Linked DNA regions of Homo sapiens: region 1 is linked to region 2. Evidence: chromatin contacts called from ENCODE Hi-C or POLR2A ChIA-PET data. All regions are on one chromosome and are shown on one strand. Each heading gives the region's core, a stretch centred on a gene start or an enhancer-like site at or near the end of the contact. The rest is flanking DNA. Distances are from core to core; before and after follow the strand shown. Region 1 holds the start of PBXIP1 (PBX homeobox interacting protein 1). Region 2 overlaps SHE (Src homology 2 domain containing E).

What was found. Hi-C counts contacts between places; a loop is a spot of excess contacts on that map. ChIA-PET counts read pairs that join two places held with the same protein, here RNA polymerase II (POLR2A). Pooled maps may share reads with other maps.
Region 1: a loop to region 2 is called in a pooled map, with 2.4 times the contacts of the local background. The contact joins the promoter of PBXIP1 here to the enhancer-like site in region 2. A Hi-C loop is called at or near these places in 6 of 168 maps with a recorded cell type or tissue (A673, IMR-90, K562 and 2 more), 10 of 37 single-sample maps with no recorded cell type and 14 of 50 pooled maps. POLR2A ChIA-PET finds 5 or more read pairs at or near these places in 2 of 52 experiments (AG04450 and naive thymus-derived CD4-positive, alpha-beta T cell).

What each region holds. Positions count from the first base shown.
Region 1 is chr1:154,954,677-154,957,639 of GRCh38, forward strand. PBXIP1 (PBX homeobox interacting protein 1) reads right to left here and starts at 1,423. Exons shown (of 11, transcript NM_020524.4): 1 at 1,393-1,423. It overlaps PYGO2 (pygopus family PHD finger 2), which reads right to left. Exons shown (of 3, transcript NM_138300.4): 3 at 2,350-2,963.
Region 2 is chr1:154,495,517-154,498,373 of GRCh38, forward strand. All of the region lies in intron 2 of SHE (Src homology 2 domain containing E), which reads right to left. Among named protein-coding and RNA genes, the nearest start is that of TDRD10, 5.3 kb to the right of the region's middle. Within about 2 kb of position 1,580, at least 13 of the 41 ENCODE cell types and tissues checked have a DNase peak (open chromatin) inside an H3K27ac peak, as active enhancers do.

The DNA.
Region 1 (2,963 bases), core at 173-2,672, 460 kb after region 2:
TTGACAGGGATAGGGGAGGGAATCACTCCAGTTTCCAAAGCCTGACTGACACAAAGCAGGGTAAGAAGAGAGGGATCCGCCCCTTCATCCAAGGCTAAAACAGTTCCCTCAGGCAGCTCCTGTTGGGACCAGGCATAAAGGTGGAAGGATAGATGAGCTGACCTCTCAAGAGTACTGGATTGTGATCCCTCAGAACAGGATAAATGACTGCTTCCCGAGCACTTTATAAGAAAACTCAGGAAAAGGGAAGTGAGGCTGGGAGAGTATGGCAGTTCTACCTTTGAAACCAACCACATTATCCCCTTCTGTTTGAGCTGTTTTCAAGTCCTGCGTGGTGCCCTAAGTAACCTCCTGTGGCTCCTGCCAGTCAAGATCCAAGTCCTGGATAGGTCTTTCCCAATGCCCATCCTCCCAGACACATGCACCCATTCCACACGGAGACAGGAGAATGGCTGCAATGACCTCCCTGTACCAAATCCAACAGGACACCCTGGCATGCATCTGTAAGTATCCATAGAGCCATGGCTGTTCAGCCTTCCGCTTGTGGCTCCACCCCCGCCCTTGTTATCATCTCCCCATCCCCAGTTGCTGACTGTTAACAGGTGGTGGCAGGAAGGAAGTGGCAGCAGCTTGGGCTGAAGTCCCTGTTTATCCCTAGCTGTGTGTGCAGCCTGCTCAGGTCCTCTAGAACCAGGCACCATGGCAACCACAGTGATGTCAGACCCACTGTCTCCATGGAAACCAGCAAAGGTATTTGGGTCAACAAAACAAATACTTATGAGACCCAAATAGGAGACACTCTGAAACTCCTATACTCTGGGTTCCAAACCCTGATACCTCTTTCTTGGTTAGGTTAACCCAGGGTTCAAAAAAACACCTCTTCTCCCAAGCCAGCATCTCACTGCCTTATTAGGAAGTTCCTTCTGCTGTCTAATCTCCACCCTTCCCTGCTGTGTTTCCAGATCTTTTTCTTTTCATCGACCTTCTGGAAGAAAACCCACCTCCACTCCCTCCCTCCACCCCCTTCTTTTCATTCAGGCAGGATTCAACAAACACCTCCTGTAAGGATTATGACAGAGACTTCTGCTATTTCTAAAAAACAGCTAAAGGGGGAGCTCTCCCACTCAGCATAAAGCTAGGAAGTCTCGCCTCTAGTTAATTTAAACTCCTCTAACAGTTGCTCCTCCAAACCGCTAAAGCAAAGGATCTAGGGCCACTTGCCTGGGGTACCCAGAGCAAGTTCCTGTTGTGTTAGCGTCGGCACCTGGCCTTCCTCCCCCAGCCCAGAAATGAAAAGCAGCTCATTCCTTCTAGATTAGTTCCGCCTTCCCTTTTCCTTATTCCACCCCCTTCAAAGCGAATCTGTGGACCCCTTCCCAGCTAAGGCATTACCTGAACCAGCTCTTGCTTCGGTCTTCAGCTTAACTTGTTGCAGGCTTCCCTTTGTTTGCAGCCCGAGAAGAAAATCATGTGACCAGAAACTGACCAATGAAAAGTCAACTTCCCCAAGGGGGCGGAAACTTTTGGCCAATAAGAGCAGGAATTGAGAGCCAGGGGAGGGGAAGGGAGGTCTAGCGACACGGCCCTAAACCTGGGCTTACCTCCTGGTGGGCGACCGGGGTCCCAGCTAACCGAATCCTGAGTTTCCTGCCCTTCTTTCCCAGTGTCTAAACAGTTTCTAGAGGGAACCCCCACAAACTGAGAGAAAAGCAGACGGTGCCGTCTTCTGAGATGACGAAGACAAGGGGCCAGGTTGGCCCCAGGATAGACAGAGACAGCTGTGAGATGGGGGAAGGGAGAGGGACAGGTCGCAAATCCAGGGTGTGGAAATAGCCCTCCTGCCATTCTCCCCAATCTGCTCCAAAACAGACTGCTTAAAAGATGCCATTGCTACTTTAAAAAACGGTTGGGGGACGGGAACGATCTGAAAAACATCCCAAAATGAAATTTGCTAGGACAGAAGCAGCCCCTCCCCTCACCCTTAGAGCGACACTTGCTCCCTAACCCAAACAACTGGGAGGTGGGTGGGGTGCTAAACCCAGAAGAGCTCAAGCACTTGTCTTCCAGAGGCTGTGGTGCCAAATCCGCCTGGCTCCAGGCCTGGCCCAGGAATATGCTCAAAAAGGAAACTCAGTTTCTCACAGTGGAGACACAGGGGGATGGGCGGGGAAACACAGGCCTCCCTTGGCTCAGCAGCTTATACCAGGGTCAGCTCAGGGGCCAAATCTGCCATTCCCACTCCCAGGGACCCTGGGGAGCATACATATCCTCAACCCCTAAGCACCCTACCCAGCAGTGACAGCGGCTCATTCCAGCCTTTTCACACAGCAACAGCAAGGAGTCCTTGTCTGGGATTTTAAAATCATTTTATTAATCCAACAGTACAAAAGACCCCCACCACCACCGCATTCTGCCATCACTTTGTTCCAAAAAGTAGTGGAGTGAGAGAGCGAGAGGGAGCAGATCCAGCAAAAACACTCCCCCAGGGGCCATTTTACAAAATGCGGAGCAGGGGAAGACAACACAAAAACAGCAACAGATAAATGGGGCAAACAGAACAACAAACACAAGAGTTGAGCAGCGGGGTGGGGGTGGGGGGTTGCCATCTACGCCGTTTTAGTGTGAGGGACACTGGGAACGATGCCCAGAGGCTGCTCTCCTCCCAGCCTCAAAGGTTGTCAGCTCCACCAGAGCAGGGTCTTCTCTCCTCATGCCAGGAACTGAGAGAAGTGGGGGTAGGGGACCACTAGGTCTTTGCCACTGTATCTTGAGCTGGGGGACTCCTAACTTCTCCGAGGGCCACACCCCATGCCTGCCTTCCCCACCCCATGGAGGAATGTGTGCATGAACAGAAAAGGAGAACGAGCAGCGCTAAGGTCCTCATCAGGCCCCAGGCCCATCTCTGGCAGGCAGTGCTTAAAAAATAAAAAAAGACAAATAAAGCCCAGTGCAGGCCTTTGGCT
Region 2 (2,857 bases), core at 330-2,829:
GGCCACAGGAAAGCCATGGGCTTCTCTCAGTTTCCTCTGCCCCTGAGGTAGATGCTGGCTCCTATTCTCAACTTCATGGCACTTATCATGCTTTTCAATGACTTATCTTCTTTGCTGGTAGGTCTGTTTCCCCCTTAGGCTGTGAGGTCCAAGGGCAGAAATCATGTGGGTCTTGTTTCCTGTATGCCCAGAGCTCAGGACAGGGCCTAGTACATAATAAAAAAAAAAACCTCAAGAAATATTTGTTGGGTATTCTAAAACAACATATGGGCAGTATTCTACACGCCCAAGATATTGTTAAAACCAGGCCTGTAATTCCCATTTCACCGGTAGAAAAAAGGCAATGCAAAGAATGGCAACACAGATTTAACCACTCCACAGTTCAACTGTGTTCATTAAAATCCTTTCCATCTTCAGAAATGCTGAAACAAGTAAAAAAAACTCTCATTTCTCAAGAAAGACGGGAAATTTCCGAACTTGGACTTGACAATCAGGTACACAAGGAGCAAACTGAATAAAAAAGTAAAAGGTTTAAAAAACAAAAAACAAAAGCCCAGCAGCAAATCTTTTATTTCTAGCTTCCGATAAACTCACTTCCTGTTATTCTGTCCAGCTTGTAACCTACGGGTAGAATAAGAGGTAGAGTCTCTACACTGATTGAGAAGGTGCTTTGTGATATATATTCTAAATGAAGAAACTTTAAAATCCACGAGTACAACTTTTTTAAAGTTAAGACCAAAGTATACTTAGATCACTAGTTTAGAAAGTTAGTAATTTGGATTTTTAATAAATTTGAATTTATTTGCCAACTGAATATATTAATTTTGTATTCCTAAATGAATTTATTTTCAGAAATTGTTTAAAACAGAGCATGGAACTTAATACACACTCAAATATTAAATGCTAGCGATTATTATTACATTTATTCCATGTTGGACAATTCTGACTTCTGAAGACAACATTCTTGGTTGAGTGGAAAGGTGCCTCACTTACGGGTGAAGTTTACAGTGGTTTTGCAAACGGCATTTCAAGTGTGTCCTGAACGCCATGTGGTGTCAGGGGCAGACCACTCAATGTGGAGTGGGAGATCCGGGTGCTAATTCCTGCTCTGTCTCTTAAAATGTCTCCTTAACACAGGCAAGCCCCAATCCCTTTGATCTTGTTTTTTGTCACCCTGTCACAAGGGGGACAGCATTGTAGTCCCCTAGCTTATAGAGCTCTTGTGGGAATTACATGAAAAAAAAAACAAAAAAACCCCCCAAAATTATATTCATTTTTATAAAATCACAGCACATTTCCTCTTATCAGTGCAGCTCTCCAAATAAACAGATGTATGGTATAAACTACCTACTTCAGTTAAAGAGAAAGATAAGAATAAAAACCCAAGGACAAAGAAAGGTGAATCACAATTAAGCATAAAACTTTTTTTTTTAAGAAAATCCTTTTCCTCAATTTTATGTAAAAGTAAATTCTTTTCCCTATTCCTTTCAAGGCTCTGATGTTTTTTAAAACTCTGACAGTTCATTTTCACTTCCTTTCATTCACAGATTTCATTAGGGGTCACAGTCCAGTGACCTTCAGGGTCACAGCCTGGCCAGGGTACACCCTCCCCACACGGAGGGCCTTATCTCTGTAAGCAGAGAAGCAGGAAGCGGAGCCAGGCTTTCCTGTTCCAGCTCGTTTTCATTCTGAAGACTGTCTTGGCCCTTCCAGTGTGCTGCTGCTACTCTCTGCTCAACTCTTCTGAGACTATACTTAGAGAACCTGAGCTTGACAGCTCTTCAATCTGTTCTAAACAGAAGAGACAAAGTCTTTCATGTGGGACCAGTTACTCTTCCCAGGCATGAAACCCACAAGAGTCAAATAAGGCTCCCTTGAGTCAGCATTCAGCAATTACATTTCTCATTATGGATGGAAGACTGTTTAAGGAAAACTAGGTGAAGACATAAAGTTCACAAATAAATCTATATTATTTTTATTTAAGTATCATTTACATCAACTTAAGAGAATTATGACTAAAAGGGAAAAGTTTGACACTAAGAATGACAGAGTGACTGCTTAGCTCACAAACTGGAATTGTTCTGACTTGAAAAGTTACAAGATTAGTCTTTGGTTTTAGGTGGTTGCCTTGAATGGCTTGGTTTACACAGCAATGATTTTTTTTTCTTTTCTTTTTTTTTTGAGACAGAGTTTCCCTCTTGTTGGCCAGGCTGGAGTGCAATGGCACGATCTTGGCTCACCACAACCTCTGCCTCCCGAGTTCAAGTGATTCTCCTGCCTCAGCCTCCTGAGCATCTGGAATTACAGGCATGCACCACCATGCCCGGCTAATTTTTTATATTTTTAGTAGAGACAGGGGTTTCTCCACGTTGGTCAGGCTGATCTCGAACTCCCGACCTCAGGTGATCGGCCCACCTCGGCCTCTCAAAGTGCTGGGATTACAGGTGTGAGCCACCACACCCAGCCAGCAGTAATTTATAATTACTGCTTAGTAATTAAATTCTTGGCTCCAATATTGTAGAACTTGTTGAGAAAGTCTTCTACTACAAAATACAGAATCACATCATGTTTGCAGTTTTTGTTTGTTTTTTTTGAGACGGAGTTCCACTCTTGTTGCCCAGGCTGGAGTGCAATGGCTCAATCTTGGCTCACTGCAACCTCTGCCTCCCAGGTTCAAGCAATTCTCCTACCTCAGCCTCCCAAGTAGCTGGGATTACAGGCATGCGCCACCATGCCTGGCTAATTTTGTATTTTTTTTTAGTAGAGACAGGGTTTCTCCATGTTGGTCAGGCTGGTCTTGAACTCCTGACCTCAGGTGATCCGCCCACCTTGACCTCCCAAAGTGCTGGGATTATAG